Regions from separate parts of the Homo sapiens genome. Here regions 1, 2 and 4 are each linked to region 3. The links are chromatin contacts, found by Hi-C or POLR2A ChIA-PET in ENCODE. All regions are on one chromosome and are shown on one strand. Each heading gives the region's core, a stretch centred on a gene start or an enhancer-like site at or near the end of the contact. The rest is flanking DNA. Distances are from core to core; before and after follow the strand shown.

What was found. Hi-C counts contacts between places; a loop is a spot of excess contacts on that map. ChIA-PET counts read pairs that join two places held with the same protein, here RNA polymerase II (POLR2A). Pooled maps may share reads with other maps.
Region 1: a pooled map shows a loop between it and region 3 (2.4-fold over the local background). The contact joins two enhancer-like sites. A Hi-C loop is called at or near these places in 2 of 37 single-sample maps with no recorded cell type and 2 of 50 pooled maps. POLR2A ChIA-PET finds 5 or more read pairs at or near these places in 1 of 52 experiments (PC-9).
Region 2: a pooled map shows a loop between it and region 3 (6-fold over the local background). The contact joins two enhancer-like sites. A Hi-C loop is called at or near these places in 2 of 37 single-sample maps with no recorded cell type and 3 of 50 pooled maps.
Region 4: a loop to region 3 is called in a pooled map, with 3 times the contacts of the local background. The contact joins two enhancer-like sites. A Hi-C loop is called at or near these places in 1 of 50 pooled maps. POLR2A ChIA-PET finds 5 or more read pairs at or near these places in 2 of 52 experiments (WTC11 and activated T-cell).

The regions. Positions count from the first base shown.
Region 1 is chr1:31,954,578-31,958,251 of GRCh38, reverse strand. No RefSeq gene overlaps it. Among named protein-coding and RNA genes, the nearest start is that of PTP4A2, 18 kb to the right of the region's middle. RefSeq lists enhancers at 1,672-2,231, 1,819-2,426, 1,656-2,433, 2,434-3,210, 3,211-3,674 and 1 more. Within about 2 kb of position 2,076, at least 37 of the 41 ENCODE cell types and tissues checked have a DNase peak (open chromatin) inside an H3K27ac peak, as active enhancers do; they include PC-9, where a contact is called at or near this core.
Region 2 is chr1:31,011,484-31,015,016 of GRCh38, reverse strand. All of the region lies in intron 3 of PUM1 (pumilio RNA binding family member 1), which reads left to right. Among named protein-coding and RNA genes, the nearest start is that of SNORD103C, 45 kb to the right of the region's middle. Within about 2 kb of position 1,501, at least 3 of the 41 ENCODE cell types and tissues checked have a DNase peak (open chromatin) inside an H3K27ac peak, as active enhancers do.
Region 3 is chr1:31,482,082-31,485,429 of GRCh38, reverse strand. LOC105379772 (a long non-coding RNA gene) reads right to left here. Exons shown (of 3, transcript XR_001737618.2): 3 at 3,274-3,348. Among named protein-coding and RNA genes, the nearest start is that of LINC01226, 35 kb to the left of the region's middle. RefSeq lists a silencer at 1,103-1,281 and an enhancer at 1,946-2,255. Within about 2 kb of position 2,014, at least 13 of the 41 ENCODE cell types and tissues checked have a DNase peak (open chromatin) inside an H3K27ac peak, as active enhancers do; they include PC-9, where a contact is called at or near this core.
Region 4 is chr1:31,888,084-31,891,623 of GRCh38, reverse strand. No RefSeq gene overlaps it. Among named protein-coding and RNA genes, the nearest start is that of PTP4A2, 49 kb to the left of the region's middle. RefSeq lists enhancers at 1,940-2,089, 2,380-2,429. Within about 2 kb of position 2,268, at least 21 of the 41 ENCODE cell types and tissues checked have a DNase peak (open chromatin) inside an H3K27ac peak, as active enhancers do.

The DNA of each region.
Region 1 (3,674 bases), core at 827-3,326, 470 kb before region 3:
GAAAGAAAAAAGAAAGAAAGAAAGAAAAGAAAGAAAAAGAGAAACAGTGGAGACAGAGGGGAGAGGGGAGGTTTATTTATAAGATGTTAAGAACATGGTGATTGGTGGGCTGGGCTGGGCAGAAGCAAGAGTGACATTTGAGCTTCTGGCTTGGGGAACAGGGTAAAAGGTGGTGTCATTCATCAAGATTGGGAACCTAGGAGGAGCAGGTTTGGGGGAAGATATAGAGTTCAGTTTTGGCCTCGTTGAGCTTGCTGTATGTGGCAGCGTGCAAGTGGAGCTGCTTGACAGGTGGGTGGCTCTTGGGGGGAAGATCTGTGGTTGAGATACAGTCTGGGAATTCATCAGCAAAGAAGTAGAGGTTGAAGACACAGGCACAGCTTAAAAGTGGGAGGGAGCGTGAGGGGTAGAAAGGGAAGAGGGCTAAGAGCAGAACTATGAGAAGTGACATTTAAGGGCTGGAATGTTGCCAGCAACCAAGGAAGAGAGAAGGAGGAGAAGAACCGGGGTCTGTGGCCTCACAGAAGCTCAGGAAGGAGAGTTAAGAAAGAAAGTGGTCAGGGTGAGGCATGGTGGCTCATGCCTGCAATCCCAGCACTTTGGGAGGCTGAGGTAGGAGGATCACTTGAGGCCAGGAGATTGAGACCAGCCTGGCAACATAGGGAGACCCCGTTTCTATTTAAAAAAATTAAATACAAGCCCGGGCGCGGTGGCTCATGCCTGTAATCCCAGCACTTTGGGAGGCCGAGGTGGGCAGATCATCTGAGGTCAGGACTTTGAGACCAGCCTGACCAACATGGAGAAACCCCGTCTCTACTAAAAATACAAACTTAGCTGGGTGTGGCGGCACATGCCTGTAGTCCCAGCTACTTGGGAGGCTGAGGCAGGAGAATCACTTGAACCCGGGAGGTGGAGGTTGCAGTGAGCAGAGATCGCGCCATTGCACTCCAGCCTGGGCAACAAGAATGAAACAACATCTCAAAAAAAAAAAAATAAACAAATAAGTATGAAAGAAAAGAAGCCAGGCACGGTGGCTCACACCTGTAATCCCAACACTTTGGGAGGCCGAGGTGGGTGGATCACTTGAGGTCAGGAGTTTGAGACCAGCCTGGTCAACATGGTGCAACATCGTCTCTACTAAAAGTACAAAAATTAGCCGGCGTGGTGGTGGGCGCCTGTAATTTTAGCTACCCAGGAGGCTGAGACAGGAGAATTGCTTGAACCCGGGAGGTGGAGGTTGCCGCAAGCTGTGATCTCGCCACTGTACTCCAGCCTGGGCGACAGAGTGAGACTCCCTCTCAAAAAAACAAAACAGGCTGGGCACGGTGGCTCACGCCTATAATCCCAGCACTTTGGGAGGCTGAGGTGGGTGGATCACCTGAGGTCAGGAGTTCGAGACCAGCCTGTCCAGCATGGTGAAACCCTGTCTCTACTAAAAATACAAAAATTAGCCGGGTGTGGTGGCACATGCGCCTGTAATCCCAGCTACTCAGGAGGCTGAGGCAGGAGAATCACTTGAACCTGGGAGGCGGATGTTGCAGTGAGCCGAGATCACGCCAGTACACTCCAGCCTGGACAACAAGAGTGAAACTCCGTCTCAGAAAAAAAAAAAAAGAAAGAAAGAAAGTGGTCGACAGCGCTGACTGTTTAGAAGAGGCAAGTAGGAAAGGCCTGGAAAAAGTCTTTGGATTTGGTGATGAAAAGATCATCACTGAGTGTGATGACAGACAGTTCAGTGGCTGGGCAGAAGTCAAATGACAGGGACTGAGAAATGAGTGGACAGTGAGAATGGGAGTCAGGGTTTCGACTCTCCTGAGGCCTGGGATACGGAGGGAAGGAGAGAGTTTGTCCAAAGGCAAAAAGTTTGTGTCAAACAAGATTCCAGAGAAAGGCCTGGCTGCTGTTGAGAGACCCAGGAGTAGCTAAGGCCTTATTCTGGGTTCAGGAGGGCCTGGGAAGATGCTGTCTTGTTTGTGAACCTGAAGTGAAAGCTCACCAGAGGGGCCAGCAGAGGGAACTGCCCTGCGAGAAGGCCCCAGCTTTGCGGCTGGGTTTTCCCCACTCTGCATCTAGTTTCCTTGATCCACTGATTATCTTGGGCTGGTTTTGCTGAATGACTCAGGAGCTTGAGCAAGCTTTGCTACTCAGTTTCACAGCTCTGGGGGAGGGGAAGTTGGATTCCTTTCTGATAGCTGGGAAACAGTCATTAGATATTGAAGGAAGAAGGACAATTGGGCCCCAGCTTCAGAGAGAGAGAGAAAAAAATGGCTCTCCAAGCCTTTATTTATTTATTTATTTATTTATTTATTTATGAGATGGAGTTTCGCTCTTGTTGCCCAGGCTGGAGTACAATGGCGCAATCTCGGCTCACGGCAATCGCTGCCTCCTGGGTTCAAGCGATTCTCCTGCCTCAGCCTCCTAAATAGCTGGGATTACAGGCATGTGCCACCATACCTGGCTAATTTTGTATTTTTAGTAGAGACAGGGTTTCTCCATGTTGGTCAGGCTGGTCTCGAACTCTTGACCTCAGGCGATCTGCCCACCTCGGCCTCCCAAAGTGCTGGGATTACAGGCATGAGCCACCATGCCCGGCTCCTTTATTCTTAATAAAAATAACAATATCTAACAGTTATTGAGTGCTTTTACCATTGCCAGGCAATGTTCTATGGGCCTCCCGGCTTTATCTCTGGGGTTGACTACTTGTTATTATCCTTGTTTGACGTAGGGAGTTGAGAGTTAGGTGAAATGACTTGCCTGGGGTATCCAGCCAGTCACTGGAAGAGCTAAGACTTGACTGCCAAAAGCCCATGTCCTTAACCACTGTGCAACACCGCACCTCTTAGGACCTCTCTAGGTGACCCAGTAAGGCCTGTGGGATTGAGGAGGGGCCTCCCAAATGAAGATCCTGGGCAAATGGCTGGAAAACAAAATCCTTAAAAAGAAGCTTCTCCCCTGCTAGGATTTCTGCTGAGAAGGAAGGGACAAGATCCCCTGAGCTTGTTCTGAGGCTCCTTATCACCTGAGACCCCCTTCTGTGATTCCTTTCCCCCACTTCAGCTTAGATAAAGGGCCTATTCACAGCCTCCCTGAGCTGTGTCTGGAAGCTGGCCCTGGCAGCAGCTAGTGGTTTGTCCCCTGTCCTGGCTCCTTCCTCCCTGCCTGCCTCCCCTGCCTCTGATTTGACACCTGGTATCTCTTTCCCGTGTCCCTGAGCTCAGGGCATGTGAGGCCCAGGCAGGCACAGTATCACTTTCTTCCTGAACTGTCCCTGAAGCAGGGATAATTTTGTATGCTGTCTGCCCCCTACTCTGTTGTCAGTGCACACTTCCAAGGGTTCCTGTGGAATCCAGGCTCCCGTAAACACCCAAAGAGGAGGAAGTGAGCCAAGCACTAAGCCTGTGATTGCATCAGGACTGACGCACTCTCTGCCTTTTCCCCTACCTCGGTCTCCAGGGGAGCCACGTGGGCAGGCCACTGGGTCAGGCCCAAGCCCTCTCCGCTTCATTTGGCTGAGGGGAAAAGGGGGATGCTATGGAAGGAACACAGACCTCCAGCAGCACCTCCTTGGCCTGGAAGGGAAGTAGCCAACACATTTGAAAGCTGAAGAGAAGGCAAAGGTGGGGTGGCCTGAGGAAAGGGTCTGAAAAGGCTGGGAAGTAAAGTTTTTGGTGTGT
Region 2 (3,533 bases), core at 252-2,751, 470 kb after region 3:
GTGAGCTTACATTGTTGTACTACAACTTGTTTGCTTGCTTATTTATTTATTTAAAGAGACAGGGTCTCACTATGTTGCACAGGCTAGTCTTGAATTCCTGGCCTCAAGTGATCCTTCTGCCTACCAATATGCTGGGATTATAGGTGTGGGCCACTGCACCAGGCCCACAGCTAATTTATTGTTGAATACTTAGTTTGCAGTTTGCTTTCAACTTTTTTTTTTTTTTCTGAGACACAGTCTTGCTCTGTCGCCCAGGCTGGAGTGCAGTGGTGCGATCTTGGCTCACTGTAACCTCCGCCTCCTGGGTTCAAGTGATTCTGCTACCTCAGCCTCCCGAGTAGCTGGGATTATAGGCGCCTGGCCACTACGCCTGGCTGATTTTTGTATTTTTAGTAGAGACAGGTTTTCACCATGTTGTCCAGGCTGGTCTTGAACTCCTGACCGCAAGCAATCCGCCCGCCTCAGCCTCCCAAAGTGCTGAGATTACAGGCCTACTTTCAACTTTTTTAATTCTTTTTTTTTTAATTTTAATGTTTAAAAATAGAGATTGGGTCTTGGCATGTTGCTCAGGCTGGTCTTGAACTCCTCAAGTGACCCTCCCACCTCAGCCTCCTAAAGTGCTGGGGTTACAAGCATGAGCCACTGCATCCAGCCTCGACTTTTTTTTATTTTTACAAGCACTTTGAATGTAGATTTTTTTTTTTTTTTTTTTTTTGGAGACTGGATCTTGCTCTGTTGCCCAGGCTAGAGTGCAGTGGCACAATCATGGCTCACTGCAGCCTTGACCTCCTGGGCTCAGGTGATCCTCCCACCTAGGTCAGCCTCCTGAATAGCTAGGACCACAGGCATGTGCTACCACACTTGGCTTTTTTAAGTTTTTGTAGAGATGGGCTGTCACATGTTTTCCAGGCTGGTCTTTAACTCCTAGACTCAAGCTATCCTCCTGCCTCACCTCCCAAAGTGCTGGGATTGCAGGAATCAGCCATCATACCTGGCTGTGACTTTTGATACGTATGTAGTTTCTGAGGCCCTTCCAAAAGAATTACGCTAACCAGGAATGAATGAACTTGGCTTTTCTTAAAGATATGTTTTAATAAGTTAAAGCTTTAAATAAAGCTTTAGTATAACTTAATATCAGTATAGTTCTTAGTATTTATAAAAGCACTTCATATACTATCTCACTTGATTTCACAACAACAGTCTGTGGTATGGAGAGACTACATAAGTTGTGAAAAATACAAAATTTTTACAAGTAAGACTACCACCTGTGATTATCAGTGGTTACCAATCAAACTTCCTCATTTCAGTTAGTTCTGAAAGGTCCTTTCTCTGAGTTGATGTCATCTTCTCTTAATGTACTGAGAGTGTGGTGAGATATATACTAAGAGATTAATAATTGTTTTGGTTGTTGGTCTGTCTTACCAGCTAGTTAAATATCAAGCATTTGTTTCCTGCATTGGCTGCATTCCAGTGAAACTAAGCTTGTGTTGTAAGTTAGAGATGCTAGATAATAACATGATCAAACTGATCACGTCTGCAGGGTTGTAACATCCATGTTAGTAGTATTTCTTAAGATGCTCAATTTCTGCTCTGAGAGATGCTCTGTGCAGCCTGTATTGAGTGTGTAAGCAGTTACCTAATATTTTATTCCTTTTGAGTACAGAGTAGTTGCTGGAGAGCCCTTTTACTGTTGAGATCATCAGTAAACCTCATTGATAAATCCCTATTCAAATATTAGTGGCGGTATGGTCAAACAAGTCCAGGCAATAATTGTCTTGCCTCTGCAGTTCCTGAAAAGCCGTAATCATGGTTCTTGTAGTGTTGTTTTGTTGGGGTAGTTAATGTAATGAGGTTTGTACTGACATGGCCTAGGTGATGCCATGATCACTGTGTCTGATAGTTTGACATAGGAGCATTTCATTGACAAATCATTAGTATTGTGATGTCTATTGGCTGCTACTTTGCTCTTTTAAAGAAGGATAGTAGCTGATTTTTTGTTTACTGTTTCAGCATTGTATTATGTCATTACATGTGTTATCTCTTTCATTGTACACAATAGGTCATTTTATAGGTGAGAAAAAGCAGAAGAGGATAAAATTCACACAGCTGGGATTTAAAACTAGTTTAAAATAAAGTGATTTCAGAGCATTCATGGGTCTTTATCACTGTTCTTAAAATAAGAAGCTTAGAGTTTCTTGATATTCTCCACTTTTTATTGTCTTAATCCATGTTTTAAGGGTTCTTGGTGTAGGGGTTTATGACATGATTGATTGTTAAGTGTTAAGTGTGGTTTTGCGTATTGTTCTTTTTTGTTAGATGGAAAGGAAAAAAGGTGTTTCCAGACAAATTTAAAAGAAGTGTCTCAAGTGGCTGACATTGCTTGTAAACCAGTGCTTGACTTCTATTTTGTTTTCCAGAAGCCTCATAGATAAGCTTACTGAATTTTTTTTTTTTTTTTTTTTTTACTTTTCATAAGTTTTTTTATTTTATAAACTTACGATTCAGGGTGGGATAAACAGTGTACGTGTGTGTGTTTCTCCCAGAGATTTGAGAGCACACACTATTGGTGGGGCAGTTAGGAATTCCACTTAATGTTTCATTACAAGAAAGAGTACAAGGTCTATTTATTTTATTGCTGGGGATGATAGGACTCCCCAAGTCATGGTTCTCAGTTTGTAGATCTTGAAATGGACTGTTATTACTAATTCAGATGACTGGGTTGCGATATTGACCCCACACTAACCAGAACAACAAGAGGCTAATGTATGAAAACCAAAATGCAGTCTGCTGATTTTTTTTTTTTAAGGAAAAAAAACAACTCTTAGATGGACAAGGATGGTTGTGTTTGGTGATTGGCATGGTTGGCTATAGGAGGAAGCCAGTTCTTTAAGAAGGTGGCTTGGTAAGCAGAGTTGGAGCCAGGGAGATTACTTGGGTGTTTTTAGTGTCCAGTGTAATTAAGCTACTATCTAACCAGATGCATTAATTGCTTTGATAAGAATAGGCTTCTTTGTGCATCATATGCCCTGCCCTTAAATGTGTCACCTGGATAATACTGGCTACATCTGATTCCTTGGGTCTCTTTTGCTTTTGTTGGACCAATTCCTAATTCCTGTTATCTTCTTTTGGAATTGTCACATCATTTAATCCTCTTACTGCTAAGTTATTCTTTAAAACAAACTCTACATCTCTCTTGTGATCTGTTACTTTTCGCCTTGTCAAAAAAACTAGTCTTTATTTCCAGATTCTTGATGGGGTGGATAGGAACTATCTTTTCATAGGTTGGATGCATTTACATTTTTGGTTATTGTGTGTTAAGTGAAGATTTGGCAACTGCTGGTATTTATGCCAGTGGGTTGGCAAACTAGGATATTTTACCCAACGCTGTGGATGATGTTACCTCCAGAGAGCTTACTGTTGAATTTGAAATTGTACTTGGATAACACATTATCATTTGGTTTTATAATTCAGTAGTTTCTAACTCCTTTTAATATGATCAGATTTGAACAGTTAGGTATCTTTTAGCTGACTGT
Region 3 (3,348 bases), core at 765-3,264:
ACAGACATTTATCTCAGTTTATAGAAGATACGGGAGATGAAGGAACATCAAGTGGAAATAATTAGGCCCATTCAGAAAGCGGGATGTTATGCAATTTAACCCTCCCAGCCTCGTAGAAACAAGCAGAAGGGGAAACCAAGAGAATTCAGACATACAACAATTAACTACAATGTGTGGTTAGTGATTAGAGCATAGTTTGAAAACATCAGCTATACAAGACATTTGGAGGGAAATTGAGGAAATTTGCATTGGAATTTACATGACATTAGGGAATTGCTGTTACTTTTTTAGGTGGGATAATAACCATGCGGTTATGTAGGAGAGTGTCCTTTTTTTTAAAGAGATGCTTGCTGAAATAATTAGAGGTTATGTGACAGGATGTCCTTACTTTGAAATGTTCTTTTTATTTATTTATTTGAGACGGAGTTCCCCCCTCCCCTATCCCCACCTCCATCACCCAGGCTGGAGTGCAATGGCACCATCTCAGCTCATTGCAACCTCCGCCTTCCGGGTTCAAGTGATTCTCCTGCTTCATCCTCCAGAGTAGCTGGGATTACAGGTGCCCACCACCACACCCGGCTAATTTTTAGTAGAGACGGGGTTGCGCCATGTTGGCGAGGCTGGTCTCAAACTCCTGTCCTCACGTGATCCACCCACCTCAGCCTCCCAAAGTGCTGGAATTACAGGCATGAGCCACCACCCCCAAAAAAATTCAGACCAGGTGTGGTGGCTCACACCTGTAATCCCAGCACTTTGGCAGGCTGAGGTGGGCTGATCACGAGGTCAGGAGATAGAGACCATCCTGGCTAACACGGTGAAACCCTGTCTTTACTAAAAATACAAAAAAATTAGCCAGGCATGGTGGCAGGCGCCTGTAGTCCCAGCTACTCGGGAAGCTGAGGCAGGAGAATCGCTTGAACCCAGGAGGCAGAGCTTGCAGTGAGCCGAGATCCTGCCACTGCACTCCAGCCTGGGCGACAGAGTGAGACTCCTTCCCAAAAAAAAAAAAAAATCTGTTGATGGGTGGTGGTGATGGGTGCATAACAACATGAATGTGCTTAATACCACCTAGTAATATACTCAAAAAGGGTTAAAATGGTAAATTTTATGTTATGTATATTTTGCCACAATAAAAAACAAAATACTCATCCACTTGGGGCTGCTGAGCAGAGACAAGATCTTACTGAGGACAGCCTACCAGTGACTTGCTGCCTCTGCCTGCTGGACTGTTGGGTTCTTCTTCCCCAACACCAGCCTCAGCTGTTGGTGGCAGCAGAAAGGGGTTGGGGGAGCCCCATTCCCCATGGATCAAGCCCATCATGCCATCAAGAATTTGAATTTGGTGGCTTCCCACCCCATGGTTCAAAATCTCTTGGGATCCCAGATCCAGCAAATCTAATTGCAAATGTTTTGGGGTCAACCAAATAGGGACTGACTCTCCCTCAGTACCAGACCTTACTTTGTTTTCAATTCCAATGAACCAGAAATCATGAGGCACTTAGAGCCTTTTATTCCCTACTAATTACAATGCAAACTGCTACCCACATTTTCTTGCTTTTGTCTGAGGGTGGGATCCGTCAGTTATCAGAGCTGATGTGTAATCAGTCTGTTTGGCAATAGGAGCCAACAGGGATTCATTACCCACCACCCACAGCCAACCCCCTACACTGCAGCAACCAGGAAGCTGGGGAAGATGAGAGTATGGTCACCCCCTTTTCATTGTTTCATTCAGGGTAGAAATTCAGGGCCTACGGGGACATTGCAAATTCCTTTAACCTGGACAGCGATGCTGATGTGCAAGTTCCTAGAAAGCAGCATGGACATTAACAGAACATTAAGCAAGCATGATGACTAAACCAAAGGGAGTTGACGCAGAGCATTTCAACACCACGTAATTAATTACCCAGCAGAAAGACATTTCAGCAAAGGGCCTGGGGACCACATGATTCTACTTCCTCATCATAGATCTGCAACTGACTTCACAGATGGTGTGTAGCAGCCGTTGCGTGAGGTGTTTAAGAATAATCACCATGTTTTAATTCCATCTGCTTCCCCTGGGGAGAGAAATTCTTACTTGACAGTGAAGCTGAGGGAAGAGAGAGACCCTCTGATATTGTTTTATACTCAGTACCCGTTTTAAGAAAAAACGACAAGGAAGTAAAACCAAAGACAGGCAGCCCGGCGCCAGGCCAAAAACCAGGCCTGGGCCTGCCTGGCCTAAACCCAGTAGTTAAAAATCAACTCATAACTTAGAAACCGATGTTATTCATAGATTCTAGACATCATATAGAAGAACATTGTGAAACTCCCTGCCCTGTTCTGTTTCTCTCTGACCACCAGTGCATGTGGCCCCTGTCATGTACTGCCTGCTTGCTCAAATCAATCACGACCCTTTCATGTGAAATCTTTAGTGTTGTGAGCCCTTAAAAGGGACAGAAATTGTGCATTCGGGGAGCTCAGATTTTAAGGCAGTAGCTTGCCGATGCTCCCAGCTGAATAAAGCCCTTCCTTCTACAACTCGGTGTCTGAGAGGCTTTGTCTGCAGCTTGTGCTGCTACAAAGCCACACAGTACAAGGCAGTCTAGATTATCTTCCCCATTTGCTTCTGACAGTGTGAAGGTTGACACTGAGTTTGCCACTCTCCAGGGCAAATATCTTTAGTTCGTTTCACAAATGGGTTGACCGAGGTCCAGAGATTGTGGGTTGTGCCCAAGATCACAAGCTCAAATTCATGTGCGATGGATAGAGAGCAAGGGTTGCCTTGGAATCTGATTAACACCCTGTGGCTACTCCCAACTGGGGTGAGGGAATCTCCCCACACTCAGTACCCAGTCCTGATTAGGGTTAGAGTAGCATTAGTGGTCCTATGGGCAGGAGTCCTTCCTTTCTCCCTTATTCCCCACAGGAAAAATTTTTAATTGATAAGTATCATTGCCATGCATGCATTTGTATTTCTACCACCTATGTATGTATCCATAGACAATATAAAGTATTATTTTGTGTGTTCTTAAAAATTTAAAATAAATAGTATCATACCATATCATTTTGCAACCTGCTTCTTTTTTCAGTATTTAGTGTGTTTTAAGTTTATCCTTATTGGTTCATGTAACTCTACTTAAATTATTTCAAATACTATAAAGTAGTCCACTGTTTGAATAAACCTCAGGTTATCTACCCATTTTTTTGTGCATTATATGTATTATATAGTGAATTCTTACAATAACATAAGCTAGAGAAAAGAAAATGTTATTAAGAAAATCACAAGGAAGATAATATATATTTACTGTTTATTAAGAGGAAGTGGGGTCATCATAAATGCCTTCATCCTCATTGTGTTCATGCTGAGTT
Region 4 (3,540 bases), core at 1,019-3,518, 410 kb before region 3:
AACAACCAGCTTGCAACATTTCTGAAATTTAGTAATCAGCTCTCATTTGATGCAAGCTGGCTCCAACCAACAAACCACCGTGTCTAGTCAGTCATTTCCATACTGATTCTCTGCCACAGCCCATCAATCCATCTGTCACTTTCTCACCTGTAACACATACATTTACCCTGTGATTCATTTTCTATTCATTCCTCAAGCCACCACAACCTGACTTGTCGTTTCCACGACAGACCCTTTGCTAGGAAGTAAAGGATTCTTTTCTTTCCCTTGCCCTGTGAATTCCAGTGTCCTCAGGGCTCTGTCTTGGGTCATCTGCTTTCTCTTTCTATACACTGTGCTTTGGTGATCTCATTCAAACCCTGACATTAAGTATACTGATGGCTCCCAAGTCTATAATTCTAACCCATGCGCCTCTCTGGAGTTCCAGACCCATGTGTCCAGCAGTCTATTGGACATCACTTGTTTGTCTTCTTGGTAATTCAAACTCAGCATTTCAAGAACATATTTGTTGTTTCCCCAGACTCCAACCTCCACCTCACAAATCTGATGTCGCCTCTCTTTTTCCTGTCTCATTAAATGGAGATACCTTACCTACTAAGTCATCTGAGCCAGACACCTGGGAGTCATCCTCACTTATTTTTTTTTTTTTTTGAGGAGGGGTCTCACTCTGTTGCCTAGGCTGGAGTGCAGTGGCACAGGTCTCAGCTTACTGCAGCCTCTGCCTCTGGGCTCAAGTGATCCTCCCACCTCAGCCTCCCGAGTACCTGGGACTACAGGCACACACCACCAGCACCCGGCTAATTTTTGTATTTTTGTAGAGATCGGGTTTCTCCATGTTGCCCAGGCTGGTCTTGAACTCCTGGACTCAAGCAATCCACCCATCTCGGCCTCCCAAAGTGTTGGGATTACAGGCGTGAGCCATCGAACCCATGCAGTGTCCTGATCCTGGTTCAATGCAGCCTCGATCTCTCCAGACTCAAATGATCCGCCCACCTCAGCCTCCCGAGTAGCTGGGACTACAGATTCAGGGCATCACGCCCAGCTAATTGTTTTATTTTTTATAGAGATGGGGCCTTGCCATGTTGCCCAGGATGGTCTTGAACTCCTGGCCTCAAGTAATCCTCCCACCTTAGCCTCCCAAAGTGCTGGGATTGCAGGCATGAGCCACCACACCCCACCCATCTTCACTTTTTACTCTGGTACCAAATCCAGATTGATCCAGTCATTCATTTATCCATCTGTTGAACTTTCCGGCAAATATTTAATAGAACAGCTGCATAGTATATTGGGTAAGAGCACTGGAGCCTGAAGTCAGCCTGCCAGGCATCAGATCCTGGCTCTGCCATTTAACTAGCTTTGGAAACCTTGGGAAATTTGCTTGCCCACTCTGTGTTTCAAGGTTTTTTTTTTTTTTGACAGAGTCTCACTCTGTCATCCAGGCTGGAGTGCAGTGGTGCGATCTTGGCTCACTGCAACTTCTGTCTCCTGGGTTCAAGTGATTCTCTTGCCTCAGCCTCCCACATAGCTGGGATTACAGGTGTGTGCCACCACACCCATCTAATTTTTGTATTTTTAGTAGAGACGGGGTTTCACCATGTTGGCCAGGCTGATCTCAAACTCTTGATGACTGTCTTCTTATAAGGACAACAGTTATAGTGAATTAAGTGTCCACCCTACTCTAGTGTGATCTCTTCTTAACTAATTACATCTACAATGACTCTATTTCCAAATAAGGTCACATTCTGAGGTACTGGGGGTTAGGACTTCAACATAGCTCTTTTGGAGGGACATACTCTGCTATAGTCAGAATGTTTGTGTTCCCCTCAAATTCATATGTTGAAATCCTAACTCCTAAGGTGATGGTATTAGGAGGTGGGGTCTTTGGGAAGGCAGAACACTCATGATTGGGATTAGTGCCCTTATAAAGAGACCCCAGAGAGCTAGCCTGGCCCTTCTACTATGTGAGGACATAGTAAGAAGGCACTATCTGTGAACCAGGAAGTGGGCCCTCACCAGACACTGAGGCTGTCAGGGCCTTGATCTTAGACATCCAAGCCTCCAGAACTATGAGTAACAAATTCTGTTGTTTATAAGCCACCCTGTTATAGCAGCCCAAATGGACTAAGACAGCGTTCAATGCGTAACAGGCAGGAACTCTGATACAGGAATCATATCTGCTTTCTGACCTTGTGTGGCTCACAGTCTAATGTGCGGCAGTTGTTAATGTCTTACTTCCTGTCCCCGCCCACCGCGACTGTCTTAGTTCCTTTTGTCTCACAACAGCCTCCTGAGTAGACCCTAGTCTGGCCCCACCATAGTGCATCCTCCATGGGGTGTCAGAGTGATCTTTCCAACACATAGGTTGATCATGGCACCTCCTTCTGAAGCTCCCTGGGCCTTCAGGTAAAGGTTTAGCATGAAAAATCCTTCTAGTTCTAGCTCCTTCCTGCTTGTCTGCACTGAACCTTATACCACAGCCCAGAAAACTGTTTGTAGTTCCCTGATCATATTCTTCTTCTTCTTCTTTTTTTTTTTTTTTTGAGATGGAGTTTTGCTTTGTTGCCCAGGCTGGAGTGTAATGGCGCAATCTCAGCTCACTGCGACCTCTGCCTCCCAGGTTCAAGCGATTCTCCTGCCTCAGCCTCCTGTGTAGTAGCTGGGATTACAGGCGCCTGCCACCACACCTGGCAAATTTTTGTATTTTTAGTAGAGACGGGATTTCACCATGTTGGCCAGGCTGGTCTTGAACTCCTGACCTCAGGTAATCCACCCATCTCGGCCTCTCAAAGTGCTAGGAATACAGGCGTGAGCCACCACGCCGGCTATATTTTTTAAAATTTAAAATTACTTCCTTAGGCACAACTCAACAACAAAAAGACAAACAACCCAATTTAAAAATGGGCAAAGACTTGAGTAGACATTTCTCCAAATAATATATATAAATGGCCAAAAGCACATGAAAAGATGCTCAATGTCATTAATCACTAGATTAATGCGAATAAAACTACAATGAGATACCACTTCATACCCACTAGGATGGTTATAATAAGAAAAGTAACAAGTGTTGGCGAGGATGTGGAGAAGGAGAAATTGGAACATTGCTGGTGGGAATGTAAAATGGTGCAGCTGCCGTGAAAACAATTTGGCAGGACCTCAATAAGCTAAACATAGAATTCATAGAATACTGTCTGACCCAGCAGTTCCACTTCTAGGTATGTACTCAGAAGAATTGAAAACAAGTGTTCAATTGATGGCTCACGCCTGTAATCCCAGCATTTTGGGAGGCTGATGCGGGAGGATCACCGAGGTCAGGAGTTCGAGACCAGCCTGACCAACATGGAGAAACTCCATCTCTACTAACAATACAAAATTAGCTGGGTGTGGTGGCACATGCCTATAATCCCAGCTACTCAGGAGGCTGAGGCAAGAGAATCGCTTGAACCCGGGAGGCGGAGGTTGCGGTGAACCGAGATCACACCATTGCACTCCAGCCTGGCCAACAAGAGCAAAACTCCGTCTCAAAAAAAAAAAAAAAAAAAA